Regions from separate parts of the Homo sapiens genome. Here region 1 is linked to region 2. A link is a loop called in an ENCODE intact Hi-C map of the cell type or tissue named here. Cell type or tissue: GM12878. All regions are shown on one strand.

Region 1 (5,000 bases), 110 kb after region 2:
TCCTTTTTCCCAGATTCCATGTCTTCTCCCTTCTTGGTTCTCCTTTCATTTTGCTAGCTTTGGATATAGGAGATAGCATTTGAGGTTCTCATACCTGAAAATGGCTTTATTCTACTATTTTATTTGACAAGTCAATTTACCAGATGCAGAATTCGAGATTTCAAGATATTTTCTCTTAAAATTTGAAGGCATTACTTGTATCTGCCAGTAATTTTTAACTTGACATGGAGTCAACGAACCGCCAGCACCAACGTCATCTCTAATCTTGTCAAAAAAGATCTCTGGTTCCACCTCAAACCTACTGGATTGGAATCTGCATTTTTAACCAGATCTGTAGGCTGTAAGCACATTAACATTGGAGAAGTGCTGGTCTAACCTAGTGTAACCTAGTGTTGCTATTCCTGTATGAGGAGGCTTTTTCCTCTCTGGAGACTTTTGTGATTTTTGTCTTCATTAGAAATATTGTATTAAACGCCACACGATGGCTCATACCTATAATCCCAGTACATTGGGAGGCCAAGGTGGGCAGATCCCTGAGGCCAAGAATTCAACCAGCCTGATCAACATGATGAAACCCCATCTCTACTAAAAATACAAAAATTAGTTTGGCATGGTGGCCCAGGCCTGTGACCCCAGCTACTCAGGAGGCTGAGGCCAGAGAATCACTTGAACCCAGGAGATGGAGGTTGCAATGAGCCGAGACCATGCCACTGCACTCCAGCCTGGGCGACAGTGAGTCTCTGTCAAAAAAAAAAGAAAAGAAAGAAAAATAAATACCATGCTAATAGTGCTAATATGCTTGCTGTGTGTCTTCTTTCATTCATTGGGCTGGAGATGCAGTGGGTCTTTTAAACTTGAGACTCATGTTCTTTCTTTTGGGGAAATGTCTTTGTTTGTTTGTTTTTTAGGCTATCCAAGTGATGCAGTGGGACTTGTATTATTTCTTAATAATTTCTTCTTCACCATTTTGTCTCCTAACTGAAGTTACTCTTAAATGTATTTTGAGCCTCTTGGACTGATCTGCTAAGTCCATATTTTTAATCCCCATTTTCTCTCTTCTCATCTTTCTTTTTTCTTTCTAGGAAACTTGTTCCACGGTCATCTTCCAATTCCATTATTAAACTTCGTGTATCATCTATTCTCATTATAATTTCAGTGAGATTTTGTCTTCTAATAGTTACTTTTAGTTCTCATTGTCCGGAATCTAGTTATAGGGCATACCTACTTTCAAGAAATACTGTATTTTTTCAGCTAGGGAAGTAGTGTGACCTGCTAAAAATCAGTATTCTGTTACTAAGGAGGGGGAGAAAGTATAATGTGGATGACAACTAGATTCCTCTATAACAAGTTCCAAACAATTAATTTAGATAAAATAATAATGCAATTACAATTGCATTATTTGGTTTGGTTTATATCAGTAGGCCTTCCTGTCATGAAGTAGAATAAGTGATGAGAAGTACGCATTGGAGAAAATTTATGTTAAATAGGATAATTATTGAAAACAAATACATCTGACCCAAATACCTTTTTGACTTTTAAATTCAGCACAAAACTTCAATTTAGAATTAATCAACCCCATAACTCCTAAAATATATGATGTGTTAATATAATAAAATTATGCTTGTAACAAATTACAGTCAGAGGTCTAATTCTTACTTTAAAATTGTAGTAAATTGCACCAGTTACTTTTATTCCCCTGATCAAAGTCTGCCTTTTTTTTTAATTACTGAAAGCATCATACACTTGCTCAGATTTTAGAAGGACATAGTAGGGCTGAGGAAGGAAGGATAAGCCGTCTGACAAGTTTTGTCAGCCAAACCAACCTTCCACATCCATGTGATGATGGATACCATAGTCTCTTTCTCCTCATTTTTTATGAATTTATTTAGATTCTATTTCTACCCTTCCTTTTGGTCAGCTCTTGACTGAAACAATATAAATCTTAGAAAAACTTGTATTAACATTAAAAAATTTGCCAGATGACAATGAAACAATTCTATGATCAGAAAACTTAAACTTCTAATTGAGGAGACAGTATTAGTGGAAGATGCAAATCTTCCACATCACTTGATATCTTGTTCCTGAATATAAAGCCCTCATTGGATCAGCTAGAGAATATTTGTTAAATGTTTATTGAGTTACTTTAACTATATTGAATTAATACTGACATTTCTATCTATTAAAATATTTAAGTTACAAGTGTAAAACCCAAAACTATAAAAAACCCAGAAGAAAATTTAGGCAATACCACTCAGAACATAGGCAGGGGAAAAGATTTCATGACAAAAATATCAAAAGCAATTGCAACAAAAGCAAAAATTGACAAATGGGACCTAATTAAACTAAAGAGCTTCTGCACAGCAAAAGAAACTATAATTAGAGTGAACAGATAACTTACAGAATGGGAGAAAATTTTTGCAATCTATCCATCTGACAAGGGTTTAATATCCAGAATCTACAAGGAACTTAAACAAATTTACAAGAAAAAAACCAACAATCCCATAAAAAAAATGGGCAAAGACGCGAACAGACACTTCTCAAAAGAAGACATTTACGCAGCCAACAAACATATGAAAAAAGGTCAGCACTGATCATTAGAGACATGAAAATAAAAACCACAATGAGATACCATCTCACACTAGTCAGAATGGTGATTATTAAAAGTCAAGAAAAAACAGATGCTGGTGAGGCTAGGGAGAAATAGGAATGCTTTTACATTGTTGGTGGGAATGTAAATTAGTTCATCAATTGTGGAAGACAGTGTAGCGATTCCTCAAGGATCTAGAAACAGAAATACTCTTTGACCCAGCAATCCCATTACTGGGTATATACCCAAAGGAATATAAATCATTCTACTATAAAGACACATGCACAAATATGTTTATTGCAGCACTATTCACAATAGAAAGACAGGGAATCAACCCAAATGCCCATCAAAGATAGACTAGATAAAGAAAATGTGGTACATATACACTATGGAATACTTTGCAGCCATAAAAAGGAACAAGATGATGTCCTTTGCAGGGACATGGGTGGAGTTGGAAGCCATTATCCTCAGCAAACTAATACAGGAACAGAAAACCAAACAATGCATGTTCTCAGTCATAAGTGGGAGCTGAACAACCAAGAACACATGGACACAGGGAGGGGAACAACACACACTGGGGCCTGTGGGGGAGCAGGGAGAGGGAAAGCATCAGGATAAATAGGTAATTCATGTGTGGCCTAATACCTAGGTGATGGGTTGATAGGTGCAGCAAGCCACCATCGCACAAGTTTACCTGTGTAGCAAACCTGCATGTCTTGCTCGTGTATCCCGGAAATTAAAATAAAATTAAATATAAAAAATAAATTAAATAAAATATTTAAGTTAGAAGAGAATGCTGGCTGACAGCAAATATGAAATAACTTGAAATTTAAAGAAATCTAAAAAATTAATTAGTATAAGTTCTCAATATGCTTACTTTATATCTGTCATTGTTATATTTAAAACTTGTATGCTCTTTCTCTCAAAATACATAAACTCCAAAAGGTTAGAAATTATATTCATAAAATTTAACTTTACTTAGACTCTCTTTAAAATATAGTATAGCTCACATTGTGGAATGAACAAATCAGACTAATTAACATATTATATCATCACTGTTCAAATTATGGCAAATGGAATTAGAAACCAATTTTAGTGACTAAGCATTTTGCAAAATAAAAATATTTTTTGTTCACCAACCTAGTCTCCTAATGTTTACATCACTAGAAAGCACCAGAAGTTTTGAAAAATTTTGATCTACATTCGATCAAATTACAAGCAATTCATTGCAACAATAAATTAATTACACCCAAACCAAAAAATAAATATAGTATAGTTCACTTATATTTATAATGTATTTCTGTATGACACGTCATTTATTATCTATTCTATCATCTTTTTTTGTTACAAATCGAATGATGTAAATATGAAAGACTCATTAATATATAGCTATTTGATCCTTTCCAGTTTTTTTTTTTTGAGACATTTAAAAAAATAAAATAACTAAGAGAAACAGCAAAATTTAACTGGGTTCATCCATATTACTGGAAACTATTGCTTTTGGCCACTGCAATTAAAACTAATATTTGTGACTGCCAGAAATAATGAAGTTTTGGATTTATGATGAGGAACTGAGAGTTATACCCTATTTTATTTTTAAAGGTGAAAGATTTACAGTCAGTGGGGCTTGAACTGATGTGGCTCATTCATTCCAGAAATGTGGGAGTGAAGGAATGTGAATGCAAGGCCAAAAATGCTATTGTGTCCAGGTGGAAGTGAAACAATAAAAAAAAGAAGCTACTAATTGGATGATTTTTTGTAAAATGCTGTGTGTAAAATGCATAAAACCCTCAACTTTTCATTAACAAAATCATAAAACTTAAGGAAGAATTACATATTTATATCATTATATTCTTAATCTTTATTTTCTCTGCAGATATTAAATCTCACAGAAAGGTGTTCCTTATTAATCTTTACAAAATTGTCATTTCCCCGGTGAAGCCAATTTACATTAAAAATAATGTTCAGAAAATGCTGCTGCCTGCTTTCTCTCCTCTTTTACCCACCCCTTGTTCTCCCAGCAATCTTCGCCCTGTATGTTTATGTGGACAATTTCTATTGTAACATTCTCCATTCCATTAACTCTGCCTCTTCCTCTGAGGGGGGAAAATAAAACCCTAAATGGCTCTAATAGTTATGTATTTTATTTTGTCTCAGAGGTTTCCAAACTTCTGCTTTTAGCTTCCTTTTCACTGGGACAAATGGATGTAAGTTATTTTCCAGTTTCCTGAAAAATAATCAGGGACTATTTTCTTCATCTATCTCAGGTGCTTCATGAGTTTCCTAAGATATTAATTACGGTTTCCATACATTCAGAATCAAGGGACTCACGGATATGGTACTGTGTTCACTGCTACACAGAGTTTTTCTAGAAAAAAAAATTCTTTATTTTTATCTTCTATTTGTATCCAAA
Region 2 (5,000 bases):
TTACATAATTTTAAAAATAATTAGGATGGATTATAGCTCTATCGGGGGGCGCTCAGCTGTTGTATCAGGCATTGTTAGAAGTGAATTTATAACCCTAATGATGGAATATTTTAATTGCACATGTTGATCTTCTTAGCTTCATATGTCTATGTCATATACATCAATTTCATGATATGTAATTCTTGCTGTGTTGATAATCAGACTTGATGCTAACTTATATCATCTTACAAGATAAATTATATGATCACCCAATCTTTAGCAGTTATGCCTATTCTCAGTTCATACAACATTTAGGAAATTATTACAGCTGTCATTGGCCTTTACTATGGTACTGGAGTGTACCTAGGAACAACTTCTACCTAGAAGGCATTGTAACACAAATTCATTCACTTTTTAAAGGGAAAAATTGGGAAACATGGTGGTATTGTCCATGGATAGAGTTTGTAGCTAGATCTTTTCTTGGATGAGTGCTTTGAAAAATGCCACATTTTCATAAAATTCTGGAAAAAATTCTCACTTCAAATTGCTGAATTAGTGTTTATAAACCAGAAGACAGAAAGTGTTGTGTTCAACAGCCAAACCTCCTGGTGACCCACAGCTGTGTCTGGACCAAGACTGCATATTTAACTCAAGGAAGAAGTGCCTCTTTGAGTACCTCACTCCCCAGCATGGAATGTTAATGAGAATTCTCTACCAGATGTGTGGACTTAGTGCTAGACAGGAACAATATTGAAAAGTATGCAATTAAACTTTTAACTTTTTTTTTCAGATAAAAAGAATGGGAAGGTATTATAAATAAATATACTTTAATGGTTATTACCATTATATTAGAAATTAGTTGCATAATTCAGTTCACTGTTTAATCATAGGTAAAATTAATTGAGGCCACATGTGCCTACCTATGGCCATTTGAATGTATCTAGTGTGGTAGGTGACTCCTGCAATTGTTCCTGAGGTTCTCTGCAGGATATTTCTCTTCTCTCATCTCCTAGCCAGACTCAGAGAAGCCAATGGAGTATTTGGAGCAACCACTACGTGGAAGGAGCCCAGATCCTGAGTAAGCTGGTAGGCCACCAGCCAGATAATTAATTGACATGAATGAGAAATAAAGATGATGTGTTAACAAATAAAAACACATATAGAAATAAGCATATTCATGATGTATAAAATACACTTATAATATCTAAATAAGCATAAAACTTTACCAACATCATAAGGAAAATAAATGTCTTGTAGGACTTGAATGAAGAGGAAAACACATCTGGAGAGGATATGACTCAGGATAACCACTGCCTTTTCTAGCATTTCCTGACTGCTCAAATTTGATTAGCGCTTCCCACCTGACCCTGTGTGAAGCCCATGGGCTTATTTGTCTGAATCCCATCTGTACAGTAAGCTCCTTGCAGCCAGGCCATTATCTTATTTATCTTGAATTACTTGTAATTACTTAGTCCCGGAAACATACATAGATGTTTCTTAGTAAATACTCATTTTTTTAGTGAGTGATGTATGAAAATGAGAAACATTTCACAACTGGACAGTAAAGATGGCATTTGTTAAGAAGTAGAATTTTGATGGTGGAGACTCTGATGAGAAGGACATTCCAATCAGAGGAAACAGTGTTAGCAAAGGGCATCATAAAAAAACAGGTGAGCAAGGCTGTATAATCCTACGCTGGAGGTCTCTGTAGCTGTATCAGGAAAGAGGTCTTTGGTATTTTATTTGTATATAAAAATTCACATTTTCTAATGCATGTTAGTAGGATAAATGTCTTTTTCTTTGTCTACTGGTGTTTGCCTCTGTTTTTAATGTGTGTATGACAGCATATGTGAATTTCGAAAATAAGCACAGAGAACATGGATAACATTCTAGAATATAAAACTAACAAAGTATTACACAGTTTCAAAATGACAATGACATCTATATATAGAAAACAAAGTTGGTGAACATTAACAACATGAACTTTCTATTTTAATAAGAAAATGGAAAATAAAGAATAATGATATTGTAGATATCAAAATAATTTACCAATAAGATTAAATATTTTGTTAAATAGCCTGATTTTTACTGATAAATCATGTAAAAACACTTAGTGAAAGTATATTAATTGTGTATTATGGGTTAGGTGCTATTCTGAGTGCCATTTATGCACTGGGAATAAAATAGTCCCTGCTCTATTTTGTAATTATAGTCTGGTAGGTTAGTTAGATAAGTAAATAAACAAATGGTGTAAAATGATAACAATCATGATGAATACTATGAATAAAGTAAACAGAGTGCAGAGAGATAAAATAATTGTGAAGAATCTACTTGTTTAGAATAAGTAGAGAGACCCTTCTAACAATGTGACAATTAAGGTGAGTCATGTAAGGCAGAATCAGGCAAGCGTGTTCTAGGCAGAGTTGCAGTTGCAGATGTTATTCCAGATATTAGTCAGAGCACCTGCCATCCTTCCTTCTTTCACCAAATATTTAGTGTGTGGCTACATTAGGTAAATCGACATACTCAGTGCTTAAAGAGATAGAGAAATGGACCAGGCACAGTTTCTGTCTTCAAGGAGGGATTGTAATTTTGAAATTATAACTGGCCATGGTGTGCAGGAGCTGACTCCTACACATATGAGAGCTGCTTGTTAAATACTCAGGAATGTTGTAACCTGCTTGTTAAATAGTTGGTAGCCTAAATCATCCATGGTAAGAGTATTTACACTACAATAATTGGCAGTCATTGTAAATCAGGGTGTTTTCTTTTCTCCAGAGAGTTTGTGGTTACATATTTACCAACAACCCATAACTCATCACTTGTAAGGCTGATTCAAGAGGAACTGAAGCTACTTGTTGACTTTAGGCTCTATTATATTCTACTATCAACTGTTTACATAGGGTACAACTTTGAAAAAGTACAAAAATATTATTTTATATTGCCATCTCAATATTGATAATGCAAAGTGCTTTCAGTAGCTTTTAGGGTTGGAAATTTGAGACTAAACTTGATAAGATCAGACAATATGACTCTTATTCCCCCCTCTACCCTCAGTATTAGCCAGACCTGTGATCATTGCTAGTGAAGTTTGCTCTTCCAGGAATACTCTCCCCATCACGATCTCCATCTGTCCAATCCTGTTGTCTTACAAGTATGAAATGATAGCTCCCATCTTAGAAGAAAGATTTCATTTCCCCCACATCCCTTCCTTCAATAGCTCAATTTCTTCATTTTTCATTCCAAGTCCCAAAGTTCCTATTTCAGGCTTTTGTCTCCAGCACTTCACTAAACTGTTCCTATGAAGGGCAGCAAATACAAAGGACAATTATCAGTCCTTGTCTTCCTCAATCTTGCAGTGATATTTGACACAGATGGTCCCTCATCATTCTTCACAATTCTAAATACAGGAGTTCCCTAGGTTCAGTCATTGGGAATTTTTCCTGTCTATTGACTTTCATTGGTATTTAGGTACTGATTATGTATTATGTATCGATGACTGACTTATTCTGAGTTCCAAGCACTTAGCACAGCATAGAAAGCCCCTTCACAGTCCAGCCTCAGCCCAGCTCTCCAACATCATGGCCTTCCATGCTTCACTTGACTCACGATGCTTGATCACACAGAAGTTCTTATTTTTTCTTGAAGAAATAAAGCTGAGTCTTTCTTTAAGACTTCATTTCAGTTTCCCTCTGCTTATAATACTCTACCCCTATTTCTTCTATAACTTACTGACATACTTTTTTCAGGGCCCTGCTCTAATGTCGTCTCTCTGACCATCTCATCTAGAATGTCAACACCATAATCTCACAATGCTTTATTTTTCTTCATACTAATTATTTTTGTGTCTATATAATATATATATGCACACACATATACATATGTATATAATCTCACTAACATAGTAGTAATACACTTTCTAAAATGTCTATCGACACAATATTACTTAATATATTATATAATATATAGCATAAATTGCAAAGATATAGTACTTAATGTATAGTATAATGTCATGTAATATAACATAATATACTCTCCCTGGAATGTAAACTTCCTGAGAACAGAAAGCTATCTTTCTATAGTTCCATCACCCAAAAACAGTGTCTGACACATAGTAAGAACTTAAAATACATTTTTTGAATGACTGAAAAATTACCTAAAAATTAATAATCCCCATGTAGCCTTTTTATTTAACTATTTTTACACTTCTTTACCCTCCTCCTTTTATCCACTGAAGGCACAATAATCTAGGCCATACAGTAGTAACTTATGAGAACCAGTTCTTGAATCCAGATATTTTCATTACTTTTTACTTCAAATACATGTTTCCATTGTATTGCCACCTCTAATTATATATTTTTTAGAACCAGTTAGTTTGTAATATCAAATGCCATTGGCAATTTCTGGCCACAAGATTTTTTTTTTTTTTTTTTTTTTGAGACGGAGTCTCGCTGTCGGCCAGGCTGGAGTACAGTGGCGTAATCTGGGCTCACTGCAGGCTCCACCCCCCGGGGTTCACGCCATTCTCCTGCCTCAGCCTCCCAAGTAGCTGGAACTACAGGCGCCCGCCACCTCGCCTGGCTAATTTTTTGCATTTTTAGTAGAGAAGGGGTTTCACCGTGTTAGCCAGGATGGTCTCGATCTCCTGACCTCGTGATCCGCCCACCTCGGCCTCCCAAAGTGCTGGGATTACAGGCGTGAGCCACTGCGCCCGGCCTCTGGCCACAAGATTTAATCATCAGGAAGATCTATTGAATATCTACTATGAGGTGTCCACTCTATTGGTGCTTGGGATCCAAAGACAAATAAAACACTTCTCTTGCATCCAAAGGTCTCTCTGTCTTACACAAGCATACATGCAAAAATTTATTGCACTAATTTCTGGGGAAATTATGTACAACTTGTACAGGAAAAGCCTCATATTTCAACGTTAAAAATTCTGTTTGCAGAATGAATTTCTGCACATACATGCACATATGCACACACACATATGCACAATCATACATACGCACTTTTTAACA

The links. Peaks named below come from ENCODE experiments on the same cell type or tissue, not always from the same donor. Only the 100,000 strongest peaks of a DNase experiment are listed, where the experiment ranks them.
Region 1: it touches region 2 in a loop (2.5-fold over the local background); 1 of 110 quality-filtered maps calls a loop at or near these places.

Annotation. Positions count from the first base shown.
Region 1 is chr6:74,709,906-74,714,905 of GRCh38, forward strand. The region is part of intron 1 of LOC105377858 (a long non-coding RNA gene); the gene reads right to left. Among named protein-coding and RNA genes, the nearest start is that of SNORD156, 420 kb to the right of the region's middle. In GM12878, no CTCF peak of the experiment used is centred here; no DNase peak of the experiment used is centred here.
Region 2 is chr6:74,596,159-74,601,158 of GRCh38, forward strand. All of the region lies in intron 2 of LOC101928516 (a long non-coding RNA gene), which reads left to right. The region is part of intron 2 of LOC105377858 (a long non-coding RNA gene); the gene reads right to left. Among named protein-coding and RNA genes, the nearest start is that of SNORD156, 530 kb to the right of the region's middle. In GM12878, no CTCF peak of the experiment used is centred here; a DNase peak (open chromatin) is centred at 2,443; H3K4me3 peaks cover 508 bases; H3K27ac peaks cover 1,599 bases.